Regions from separate parts of the Mus musculus genome. Here region 1 is linked to region 2. Evidence: chromatin contacts called from ENCODE Hi-C or POLR2A ChIA-PET data. All regions are on one chromosome and are shown on one strand. Each heading gives the region's core, a stretch centred on a gene start or an enhancer-like site at or near the end of the contact. The rest is flanking DNA. Distances are from core to core; before and after follow the strand shown. Region 1 holds the start of Pet100 (PET100 homolog). Region 2 holds the start of Camsap3 (calmodulin regulated spectrin-associated protein family, member 3).

What was found. Hi-C counts contacts between places; a loop is a spot of excess contacts on that map. ChIA-PET counts read pairs that join two places held with the same protein, here RNA polymerase II (POLR2A).
Region 1: a loop to region 2 is called in a map of left cerebral cortex, with 2.0 times the contacts of the local background. The contact joins the promoter of Pet100 here to the promoter of Camsap3 in region 2. A Hi-C loop is called at or near these places in 2 of 37 maps with a recorded cell type or tissue (CH12.LX and left cerebral cortex). POLR2A ChIA-PET finds 5 or more read pairs at or near these places in 4 of 5 experiments (Patski and embryonic stem cell).

Annotation. Positions count from the first base shown.
Region 1 is chr8:3,618,353-3,624,983 of GRCm38, reverse strand. It overlaps Pet100 (PET100 homolog), which reads right to left and starts at 3,433. Exons shown (of 4, transcript NM_001195244.1): 1 at 3,373-3,433; 2 at 2,556-2,642; 3 at 2,359-2,391; 4 at 749-1,760. The coding sequence starts at 3,399. The coding sequence ends at 1,677. Xab2 (XPA binding protein 2) reads left to right here and starts at 3,688. Exons shown (of 19, transcript NM_026156.2): 1 at 3,688-3,756; 2 at 5,891-6,039; 3 at 6,318-6,441. The coding sequence starts at 3,706. It overlaps Pcp2 (Purkinje cell protein 2 (L7)), which reads left to right. Exons shown (of 4, transcript NM_001129804.2): 2 at 84-198; 3 at 352-476; 4 at 1,426-1,615. The coding sequence ends at 1,545.
Region 2 is chr8:3,585,917-3,592,188 of GRCm38, reverse strand. Camsap3 (calmodulin regulated spectrin-associated protein family, member 3) reads right to left here and starts at 4,739. Exons shown (of 17, transcript NM_027171.3): 1 at 4,230-4,739. The coding sequence starts at 4,377.

The sequences.
Region 1 (6,631 bases), core at 2,184-4,683, 34 kb before region 2:
AGGCAGGCACTGTTTCGGGTGGATGCTGTCTGGAAGACAGGGAAGGCACAGACCAAACTAAACCAATCACGTCTGTCCCCAAGGCAGGTTCACCGGACCAGGAAGGCTTCTTCAACCTGCTGACCCACGTGCAGGGCGATCGGATGGAGGAGCAGCGCTGTTCCTTGCAGGCTGGGCCAGGCCAGAACCCAGAAAGCCGTAAGCAGGGCGTGATTGGGCCGTGTGTGTGTGTGTGTGTGTGTGTGTGTGTGTGTGTGTGTGTGGCAGGAGTGCTGGGGTTCTGGGATCTTGTGGATCTTGGGACTCAGGATGGGGTCTGTATTCATGCCTGCCTGTCTCTGCTCCAAGCAGAGGGTGGCCCTGCTCCAGAGATGGACAATCTCATGGATATGCTGGTCAACACCCAGGGCCGCCGCATGGACGACCAGCGTGTAACAGTTAATTCCCTGCCTGGCTTCCAACCTATCGGCCCCAAGGTAGGTGATGTCCAGATTACCTGTGAGACTCCACATAGCTCTCTAAATCTATGACCTGTCTCTAGGCAGGAAAGGAGAGGACCCTATGAACACGTAAAGTGCTATGGGCTTAAGGTCAGGTGGCAGGACTCATGCTAGTGCAGAACTATGGCTGGAAATTACAGTTCCTGCTCCAACATCTGTATATTTGGGAGAGGCCACAGGGAGAAAACAGGCAGTTTTCCTGGAAGGCATATGAATGCATACCCCTATAAATCAATGAAGAGTAGGGCTTCTGTTTGGGAGTGTTTTGCTTTATTGTTTTTGAGACAGGGTTTCATGTAGCTCTGGCTGGCATGTTCTCCTACATGTGCATCCTGGGTTCTGGGATAACAGGTGTGAGTCACCATGAGTGATGTATGTGGGTAGGGATAGAACCCAGGGCTTTGATGCAGTCTCTATCAACTGAGCTCCAGCCCCAGCCCTATGTCTGTGTACATTAGCATACATGTTTAGAGCTCCGGGCACACGTGTGCACACGCAGGTGGAGGCCAGAAGTCAATCTCCTGCCCTGGGAGCTTTCAGTGCCCTGGAACTCCAGGTAGATCAGGCTCTCTAGCTAGGAAGCCCTTGGGATCCTCCTGACTCTTAAGCACTGAGATTACAAGTGCATAAACCCACACCTGGCTTAAACTCAGGTCTTCAAATGAGCATAGCAAGGATTTCAATGACTGAGCTATCTTCTCAACTCAACTGTTTGTTTGTTTGTTTTAGTATTTAGCTTTGAACTCAAAATAATCCTCCTGCCTGTTTCTTGAGTACTGGGATTACAGGTATACACTAACAGGCCAATGTCTGACCAAATACCACCACCCTAATTAGCAGACGAAAAAAAAACATTGTTTGGAGGCACTTCTGACTTGCACTTTCCTTGGTCCCCTCCCTCCGTCTGACCCTTCTTCATCCCCAGGATGGAATGCAGAAACGACCTGGGACCCTCAGCCCTCAACCCCTGCTCACCCCTCAGGATCCTGCTGCACTCAGCTTCCGCAGGAACAGCAGCCCCCAGCCCCAGACACAAGCTCCTTGAGAGTTCTAGCCATCCTGGGCCTCCCACTGGCCCCTGAAAACAATAAAACACTTGGCACTAGCAACAAAGAGTTGAGTGTGTGTTATTTTCTGTGGTGGGGAAGGGAGCTGGGACTTGAGGAACTGAAGGTCTCAGGAGCTCTGCTGGGCAGCTTGAAGAAGTCTCTCTTCTTTCTGCTTCCGGATCTTCTGCTTAAATTCTTCTAGCTCCTGGCGCTGGAATGGGGAAAGGGGTGTGATGGGAAGGAAGGAAGAGTACAGGCCTCACAGCCTGGACTCACTCACACTATCCTCCCTTTGGCTTCAGAGTTCAGTATCCACACTGGGAGCCCCATGCCAATCACAATCACTGTACAAGTGAGTTCAGCTTCATCCCTCGGGGAAAAGGTAATATGTGACACCATTTGTGCCCTCCCCTCTTTTTAAGATGGGGTCTCATATACTACAGGCTAGCCTTGAGCTCACCAGGCGGCAGAGAATAGCCAGAATTCTCAATCCTCTTGCATCCATCTCCTGAGTGCTGGAATGCTGGAATTACAGCTTCCTCTCCTGTCTCCCTCTCTCTATCCCCATGCAGCCCAGGCTAGCTTCAATCTGATACTCCTCCTACTCCTCCTTCCAAGTGTCCGTAGGTATACACCATCACAAACAACAAGAAACCTTTATGGAGACAAGGTCTCTAGCCCAGGCTAGTCTGGAATTCCTACTCAGTCTGCTGCTTCCACTTTCCTACCTATGGCTGAGGGTGAAATCTTTATTCCAAGCCCAACTAGGTAAGAGTGACTCAGCTCCTTGGGGAAAACAGGTTACTGACCTGACCCTCCTTCTCTCTTGGCCACAGCTCCCTCTGTGGAACAAAGTCACAGGTGAGAACACAAGGCAGGAGAATCCAGAGCCCCACATCCACAACAGGGTTGACTCATGAGAGGCAGACAATGGATCTCAATAGCAAGTTGGTGCTTCATACCCTCCCTTCCGCAGGAATTATCCATCAAGCACTTTGATACCCACCTTACGCTGGACAACATAGTCCTCAAACCACTCAGCCTGATTGGAGATCCAGAACATAACCACGGGGAAAGTGAGGTAGAGGGACATCTGTAAAAGCAGAGGTGGGTGGAGCACAGGGAGATTGCAGGGAAGCCCAAAGGACAGGTCCGGAGCTCAGCCTCAGGGGCTCCCCGGGAACCCCAGAAATCCTACCCGGAGAACAGAAACCTGGCACCTTAAAGCCTGGTTTTCATGATCAAGCAGATTTTACTCGTAGTAGTTCTGTCCACGACTCCCTTCCACCACCACCACACACAAACACACACACACACACACACACACACACACACACACACAGGCACACGTGCACGAAGGATGTAGAAGAGAGGGAAAGGAAGAGAGAGACTAACAGTCCAAGGGTTCCTACTACAAACACATATCCTTGAGATGTTATTAACTCCCAATCTGATACCCACCCGTAGCATCTCATATAGAGGGCCCTCTTTTTTTTTTTTTTTTTTTTCCAAATATATTCTCCTACTTCTAGAAATCCTATCTGAGACCCATCATGAGCTCTGGGCTCTCCTTCTGGAAACCCCACTCTGGATCTGAAGCCTCCCTTCCTTGAACCACCCTCTTCAGCTCTCCCATCTCTGAGACGCTTCCCTCCATTCTAAGCCCCCACATCTAGTGCTCCTTCTGCTGGGGTGCCAGTACAAGTCTCAGACACTTTCTCTGTGGAACGCCTCCCTGCCTTGCGCTTCTCTCACTTCCAAGATCTATTTTCATTTTCTGAAAGACCCCGGGTCCAGACGTCCAACGCCTAGAACTCACTGACCCGAAACACCTCCAGCTTCACCCCCATCTCGCTCTTCGGTTTTACGAAGCCACTTCCGCCCAAAGTCGACTGTCCAGTAATGCAAAACCTCATTGGTGCTGCCCAAGGGCCAATACGGAAGCGGAGTGGTCAGGAACCCGGGTCTGTGACGTCATCTTCCGGCGCCCCTTTGCTTCCGGTCACTTCCTTAACCACTCAAAATTTAACAGAGCAAGCGGTGCTGTCAAAGTGCGGTGCAGCCAATAGAAAACGGGTCTGTCTCGAAGAGGGCGGGCCTTCTGTGCGTGACGCCACTAGAGCGCGACTCTCGTCTGTACCTGGAGAGCCAGGAAGATGGTGGTGATGGCGCGAGTTCCGCGTTCCGAGCGGCCGGACCTTGTTTTTGTAAGTCTGCAGCGAGGTGGAGGGTGATTCGCTAGGGAAGATCCAAAGCTGGATACCTTACAGGATCGGAGTCTGGCTCTCGGGGGGGGAGGGCGGGGGGGGACTAGACCCCAGTCCATGGGGCGACATGTCAAAACACTGATCAGACCGGGAATAAAGAACCGTACGTACCCTCATGGCTCGAGTGAGGAGCTGCTGTTGAGGTTAAGAGGCCAGGAGGGGAATGAGAGTGAATCGACGTGGATTTTGATAGGCATAGTGACCGGCTAGTGTTCTGGATTCTGGATAACGGCTTGATGCACTCATGGAGATCACCGGTATCTGCCACCTGAGAAGAGGCTGGGGAAAATAATAAGTTAAAAACTTTAAAACTTTGGGTTGGGTGTGGTGGTGAATGCCCTTGATCCCAGAACTTGGGAGACAGAGGCAGGTGGATCTCTGTGAGTTTGCGGCCAGTGTGGTCTATATAGTGAATTCCAGGACAGCTAGAACAAATAGTGAGACCCCTGTCTCAAGAGCAACAAAACAAAACTTTAAAATGTTATTATACAGGCCAGGTATGAAGATAGGTGCGGTGGTGATAGTGTAAGCGTGAAGGATCAAAAGCCTGATGTCCGGGAGGAAGTGTGTGGTGCCTGGATACAACCAGCTGTCCATGACAGCGGCCAGGCCTCTGGCCCTAGTGCTGTGAGACGCTAGGGATTATGGGAAGGGCATAAGAGAAAATAATGGATGGTGAAGATATCCAAAACTCCTTGTATATATGTATGAAATTGTCAAAGACTTCTTAAGAGTGTGAGGATTGGGGCCAGGGAGTGAGATTTACTGAACAAAGCTGATATCTGGGCAGAGTCTCCTTAACAACTAAGAGATCTGTGTGGGCAGTTGAGTGCTGAGAGCCAGAGGTCTAAACTAACACTCTATCTAGCACAGTAGTTTGAAACCTTCCTAATGTGTGATCCTTCAATACAGTTCCTCATGTTGTGTAACTGCCAACAATAAAATCGTTTTCATTGCTACTTCATAATTGTACTTTTGCTACTGTTATGAATCATAATGTAAATATCTGTGTTTTCTGGTGTTTTTAGGCAGCCCATGTGAAAGGGATTTTTTTGGTCCTCAAAGGCATAGTGGCCGTAGATTGAGAACCACTGCTTTAGCTAATATCTGGTGATCCAGCTTCAATAGAGGAAGAAATCATGTCTGGGACCTTGTTGTGTTGTGTCCGTTTGCTTGTTAAAGATGTATTTTTAAAATTATGTTTATGTGGATGTCTTTGTGTGGGTATGTGCATGTGAGTCAGGTGTCCACACAGGCCCTAGTCTAGAGTTATAGGTAATTATGAGCTGCCTGGAATGAGTGCAGTCCTTTGCAAGAGCAGTACATACTCTTCACTGTTGAGCCATGTCTCCAGCCCTGTTTGTTTTTAACTATAGCGTGTATTGTAAGTGCATGGGCTGTGTGTGTATGAATGCGCATTGACCAGAAATAGACATGAGCTGACTTTCCGTTGCTCTCCATCTGACTTTTGAGACAAAGTCTTCTCACTGAACTTGAAGCTCACTGGCGGGCTAAATGGCTGGCCAGTGAGCCCTAGGGATCTAGGGACCTGTTTGTGTTTGCCCAGCACTGGGGTGTATAGATACATAACGCGATGCCTGGCATTGCCCAGCATTGGGGTTTTTAGATACATACTGCCATGCCTGGCATTTACGTGAGTGTTGGAGATCTGAACTCAGGCAATCATGCTTGTGCGTACCAACTGAGCCATCTTTCTACTTCTTTTTGTTTATTTGTTTGTTTGTTTTTAATTTTAACATGTGTAAGAGGCAAGTCATGTGCCTGCCACTGTGTGCATGTGGAAGGTAGAGGACAACGTAAGGAGTTGATTCCTTCCTACCATGGGACTCAGTCTCAGTGGCAGGTGACTCTACCCACTGGGCATCTCACCAACCTCCCATTTGTTTTATTCTTTGCCTCTGAGATGGTGGGAGTATAGACTTGCACCACTGCCTTTTGAAAGGGTATGGAGTTTTTGTAGAAGCCTAGAGTTTGGGGCTAAGCCCCAGGATGGGTTGTGACTCTACTGAGACTAAAGACAGGCTTCTCGTCTCCCCTTCCCTGGCCCTGGCAGGAGGAAGAGGACCTTCCCTATGAGGAAGAAATCATGAGGAACCAGTTCTCCGTCAAATGCTGGCTCCGCTACATCGAGTTCAAACAGGGGGCCCCCAAGCCCCGACTCAACCAGTTGTATGAGCGGGCACTCAAACTGCTTCCCTGCAGGTGCAAATGGCCCTCCCTGTGCTACCCTGCTCATCAGCTCCCACCCCTCTACACCCAGTCACAATACAAGTGACTGTGTGTCCCAGGTGAATGCTGTGTATTCCTTTACTGAAGCACAGCCCCTGATAGGTCACACCTTCCCTCATGTCCAAGCCTGTCCCTTCCCTGTGAGATCTCTTGCCCCTCCTCAGTCCCTTTTTCACCACAGTTGCCTCTAGAACAAAGAAAGGGTTCTGGGGTTCCATAAACCCATCTTATCTGCCTTTCCTGCTCTTTAGCTACAAACTCTGGTACCGATATCTGAAGGCACGCCGGGCACAGGTGAAACATCGCTGTGTGACTGATCCTGCCTATGAAGATGTCAACAACTGCCATGAGAGGGCCTTTGTGTTCATGCACAAGGTAGGGATCTGGAGAGGGGTGTGCGGGCAGGCGCACTCCTGGCAACTATTTCCCCAGTGAGATGTAAAGGGGTATCTTCCTCTTCCTCATAGTGCTCCAGCAAAACAGGGCACAGGTCCACCAAAGTGTTTTATCAGCTTGAGGAAATAATGACTCTCTTGGGCTTATTTACAGAGCCTGGGTGGCAGGT
Region 2 (6,272 bases), core at 3,490-5,989:
GGTGACAGTTTACTCAGCCCAATCCTGTTCAAAAACCACTGCAATATACAAGGAGTAGCAAATCATTGACTGATGATTTGATTTGTGGTTTTGTTTTTGTTTTTGAGGTAAAGTCTTTTGTAGCCTAGGGTGGCTTCAAATGCTCACAGAAGCTGAAGATGACCTTGAACTTTTGATCTTTCTACCTCTACCACTCAACTATCCAGATGACAGCTGTGCCCTGCCATGCCCGGTTTCTGTGTTCCTGGGCATGGAACGCACAGCTTCCTACACTGGGAAAGAACTCCTTCAGGGAGCCACATCCCCAACCTGTATTATGTTGTATTATGCTGCTTTTGTTTTCTCTTCTTTGGATAGAAGATTTTTTATACAGCCTAGGGTGGCTTTGAACCCATGATCCTTCTGCCTATGCCTCCCCTGTATTGGGATAACTAGTGTGGACCACCACACTTTGATCCAGTGTTTATATTAACTGCACATCAGGATTATACCAGTTATAAGCATTCAATAACCACATAGGGGCTAATCCCAACCCCACTAGACAGGAAATTTCCATAACACAGCTAATATTTACTCATTCCATGACCGTCTGTGCCTTTAACCCTACAACACACTTTTGTTATTGACCTGGCAAATAAGGTCTTTCTTGTCTCCTGTATGACTGACCTACATCCTTAACCCCCAAAACACTTATTCTAACACCATTGTACAGATAAGGAAACCACAGCTCACACAGCTAAGGTAGCTTACCCAAAATCACACAGCCAGAAAATGGCGGAGCCCAAATGAAACCAGTTTCCCTCACACACCTCTCTCCTATTTGCAAGGCCTAAGGAATGGCAGTTGGTATTCCACACATTTACACAGAAGCCTTTCTTATCTCCAAGTCTGTCTCTCCTGAGCCCACCAGCTTGCATTCCTCACACCTTGCCTTGGGGGACACCAGAACTACCCCTTCCTAAGTCTGTGTGAGCTCCTTGGTGCCCAGACACCTTCTCTGGCTCCCCAGTGCCCTCCCTTGGATCTTAATCTGAGAGGTCCTCCTTCTGAAGCCCACTCTGCACCCTCTTGCTCTGACCTCCAGGCACCATGGGGAGCTTCATGCTCTCCTCTAAGCAGCTTGCAGCCATAGGCTGCTCCCCTTGGTGGTCTCAAGACAGCTTCTCAGGGGAACCCCCCTTCCTCACCCACCCCCCTCTGGAAAATCTTGGGAACTTTCTCCTGCAGACCCAGCTGCTTGGACCACACTGGGTCTTACCACAGTAGGTATCCAGGACCTAATTTGGTGCCCATCCCCATTCTCCTGGATCTCTCCCAGCATCTCCTCCACACCCTAAGCACCAAGCATTGGCTCCCTGTAGAAAGGTGTCTGTAAAGAAACCCAAGTGGCAGGGCCTGGTGGTATGAACCTATTTACCCAGCAAATCAGAGAGGGGCTGGAGGTGTGGCTCCGTGGTACAGTGGCTCCCTAGCATCCCCCAATGAGGGGCTGGGGTCACAGCTCAGCTGGTAGACACTCCCTAGCATAGGGCCCTAGGCTGCAACCCAAGTGCTGGCAATTACCAATCAAAAACAAACAAACAAACAAACAAACAACAATAAAACTGCACCAGGAAGAGAGGATTTTTGGCTGGTAAAGGCACTTGCCACCAAGCCCGATAACCTGAATTCTATCCCTGACACCTACACAACCAAGGAGCAAGAACAAAAAACCCTAACCTGTCTGACTGCCACACAAGCCCTGGGACACCCAGAGGCAGGCACACACACACACACACACACACACACACACACACACACACACACACACACACACACATAACTATATTTTAAAGATGACCTGGCCTTGATCTGTTCCTCAGCATCTCCCCCCAGCCCCCACCTCCTTGTCTGGGAGGGAGACACAGGTAGCTGAGAGCTGAATCTGATCCTGAGCCAGCTGCAGCCACTGAGTAGTGCTGCATGGTGCAAGGGGCTGGGTCAACAGAAGAGAAATGTGTGAATCTGAGCATGAAGGTCCCCTCCAGGGGCTTCCCTTCTGCAAACTTACAGAGTAACTTCTGCACGGTCCTCTGCCTAAGAGACACTGGGAGGCACTGATAAAATACTCTCACCAGCCACAGCAGCTGCCATAGTGAACACTGACCAAGCTGTGTCTTGTGCCACATCAGACAATCAAGTCACCTCTCAACAACCTAGTTCAGCAGAGAAAGGTGCTTGCCAGCAAGTCTAACAATCTGAGATTGACCCCCAGGGCCCATGCTGTTCTCTGACCTCCACATAGGTGCCCCCCACACACACACCAATAAGAAAATAAATATAACTTTAAAACAAGTAATGGAGTTGAAAACCCACTGCATGACACCACAGGCAAGCAACTTCTATGTGATTTCAGGCACAGATATGTAAGTGGACAAACACCTTTTTCTTTTTTCTTTTTCTTAAATAAAAAAAGAAACAGAAGTTCAGAGAACCTGAATTATTCTTCCACACCAGCTGTCCTGGTCAGGGCTGGGCCTCAAACTCAACCATGACTTAACAGAGTTGGGCTCCTGGCTGGCAAGATTGCCCAGTGGGTAGAGGTACCTATTTCAGAAGACCCGATGAAGTGTTCAGGTGACAAGGATGATGTTTTGTGGTGGTTCTCTGACCTCCATCCACATGTTGTGGTGCATGCCCATGCTTACATACACAGGCAATGATAAAAAAATCAAAATTAAAAAGCTCAGGAAGCCAGCCTTTCTAATCTAATTATCTCGGCCTTGTGAGGGGCTGGGACAGAGGTCCCAACTCCCAAATCTTTTCTTTCTCAGGCCCCAGGTCCCTGGGGGTGTGCAGGTGTCAGAGGCAGCTGGCCAGCCACACAGGGAGGAGAGCGGTAAGAGAGACTACTAGAAAGTGGGAAAGACAGGACTGTGCAGAAGCAACTGATGGACAGCTGTCACAGGAGACCCACACCCGGAACAGGCTGGTCTGGGAAGGCAATGGAGTGGGGGAGGGGCTGCACCTACTTAGTGCCAAGATCAGTAGGAGGGCAGGGCATTTCCCACCACCACCACATACACACACACACACACACACACACACACACACACACACACATTCACATACACTCACACTCTGTTCCTGCCTTCTCTCTCTCTCTGCATCTTTGCATCTCTGTTTCTGTCTCTCCCCCTCTCCTTCTCTCTATCTCTATCTGTTCCTACTGTCTCTATCTTTTTCTGTCTCTGTGCATGTATGTCTCGTTCTTCTACTCCCAGTAAGGCCTAGACCTTAATGAACCTCTGTTTTTCCCAAGGCCAAGCCTGGCCTCCCAGTTCTATCCTGTGGTGGCTGAAGCTGCCCAAAGCCAGGACTTGGAGAGCCTTCCCAGGTCTGATAATCCACCTTCCTCATTTGCCCAGTAGGAATGGCCCTAGTCCTTCAGGCCTGTGGGCATGCGGAAGGGAGGAGAAAAGGGGTGGCTTCAATAAGAGAAGGCCTGGCCGCCCGAGCTGCCACCCTAGAACAGCTGGTGAATGAGCCATTTATGCCTACCTGAATCCTCAGGAAAATGTGGCAATAAGTCACAACTGCCAGCCTTTACGGGGCCATCGAGACGAAAGAGTGGTCCCAGACACACCACACACACACACACACACACACACACACACACACACACACACGCTGGCCACCGGCAAGGCAGGGTTTGTGTCCCAGTCACTGAGCTGTAGCTCTGATCTCTTAAAACGCTCCTTGCGGGGTCCAAGCCACCGCGTACACGTTGTGAGGGTAGATAGGGAAGGTGGGGGTAGGAGGAACCATCACAGGCTTCTGATGTGTGTGAAAGGGGAGTTGGCCATGCAGTTAGGCCCTGGGGTCTGAGGAGTGGGGTGGGAGGCGGGAAGCAGAGGACTACCAGGAGACCCTTCCCCCACCACACACAAAATTGGTCTGCAGACCCCACCCCTGCTCACCTGGGGGCTCTGATCCCGGGGTCCCAAGGCGCACAGCCTCTTGGCGGGCCCCACCCCCGACTGCGTTCCAGCGACCCGGGCGGGCAAAGTCCAAGGGCCCCGTCCGAGCAGGAAGCTTGGAGGCCCAGCTTAGCAAAGACCAAAAGCTCGGGGACCCTAGGCAGCCCCGAAGCTATTGTTCCCACGGCCCCGGCTTGGCGCCCCGCCCCCCGCACCTGCCGCGCCCCAGCCTGGCTCCCCCGGTCCCCTCCCCAAAGGCCCTCGGGTTACCTGCTCCCCCGAATGCGGCCCGCAGCACCCACGCCAGACTCGCCGCCGCCTTGGCTCGAGAGAAATCGTACTGGTCCAAAGACTTGATCTCGGGGACCAGGAAAGTCCTCCGCAGTGGCCCGGACCCTGCGGGCGCCGCTTCCACCATGGCGACGCCGGGGTTACGGCCGCCCGGGTCCGCGCGCTCTGATGGGCTGGGCTGCGTGCGCTGCGCTGCGCTGCGCTGCTGCCGAGCCTCCGCCACCCCGAATCGGGTTGCCGCCGCGGCTGCTGCTGTTACTAATAAAGCTGCTGAGGCGCCGCTGAACCAGGTGCGGTCGAGCGCGCTGGCGACGCGGCGTCGACCCCGCCCCAAGGCGGAACCCAGGTGCGCCCCGCCCCCAGATTGGACTCAGTTCTCTCTGGCTCCTGGGTCCACATGGGTCCCCACTGACATTAAAGCTTCCATAGGTCCTCCTGCTGCAAAGGGCGGCAGTGATGGCGGATGAGGGAAGGGCTGCAGAAGAACGCATGTCCCTGTATGCGTTCTCGTGTGTGTGTGTGTGTGTGTGTGTGTGTGTGTGTGTGTGTGTGCGCGCGCGCGCGTGTGTTCCTGCTCACTCCCGGACCCTGGAGAGGCTTAGGGACCCTTTGTCATGGATGTCCATGTAGGCTTTTGATCCCACACATATGCAGGTGGAGTTCACATATGCATATGGAGTTTGTGGCTATTACTATACAGTAAGTTCTAGGCCAACCAGGGCTACACAGCAAGACTCTGTCCTAGTTTAAAAAGAAAATGAATGTGTTTGTATCCACTTGCTTGAGAGTACCTGTGAACATCTCTGTCTATAGGTATCTAGATTTGTGATGTCATCTGTTTGTGAAGGTGACTGTTTCAAACCTGTTGTGGTACAATGGTTTGTATTAAGTGGCTAGGGTTGTGCCCTAGTTGACAGAGTCCTTATCTGGTATGTACAAAACCTTCTCCTCCATCCCAAGCACCAAATAAGCTAGGGATGGTGGTAGGTACATGCCTAGAATCATGGCACTTGGGAAGTGGGAAGAAGAGAATTTTTGTAAGTTCAAGGTGATCCTGGGATACATGAGATAAATAAGTAAAATCAAAGAATTGTGTTGTACAACCTTCTGTGTTCTAAGATTGGAAATGAAGGAAGAGAAAGAGCGGGGGGAGAAAGAATGATGTGAGTCTAAACACATCTATCATATAAGGGTGTAATTGTTGACTCTGTCAGGGCAGGAAGATGGCAGAGATACCAAGTGGGTGTATTTAGGCAGGAGAAAAGCTGTGTATGTGAGATTAGCTCTGTAGGGTTACTAGGTGGATTGCAAATGTCCTGATGTGTACCTTTGATATCTGCAGTATTTGTTGAAGAAAGCCTCTGACTAGATGTAGGTAAGGGTCTGAGAGGATCTGTGTGTTTGCGGGTGTGGTTGTGTGCATGGGGCTTTCTGTGTGTGACTAATGATGTGTAGGTGCATACTTTTTTTTTTTTTTTTTGGTATAAACAGTCTTTTGTGTGTGTGTGTGTTTTCAGGTTCAGCATTCCCAGCTCCATAATACAAATCTATTTATCTACAGAACTGGGTTGGAACACTCACTGTTTGGGGGCCTGTGTTACAGGTGGCTTGAGTGAGGTGAGGCAGAACCTAAGGGACTCCCCTCTGTTGACTAGATGGATCTTAGAAAAAGGCTGGCAGCTATGATTTTATTTTTTTTATTATTTATTTATTTATTTTGGTTTTTCCAGACAGGGTTTCCCTGTGTAACCCTGACTGTCCTGGAATTGACTCTGTAGATCAGGCTGGCCTCAAACTCAGAAATCTACTTGCCTCTGCCTCCCAAATGCTGGGATTAAAGGCATGTGGCACCACTGCCCGGCCCTTGGCAGCTACAAAAACTGCCACATTTTCCTGAGGATTCAGGTGGATATAAATGGTTCACTCACTAGCTGTCCTGGGGTGGCAATCTGGGAGGGCAGGCCTTCTCTTATTGAAGCCACCCCTTTTCTCCTCCCTTCCGCATGCCCACAGGCCTGAAGG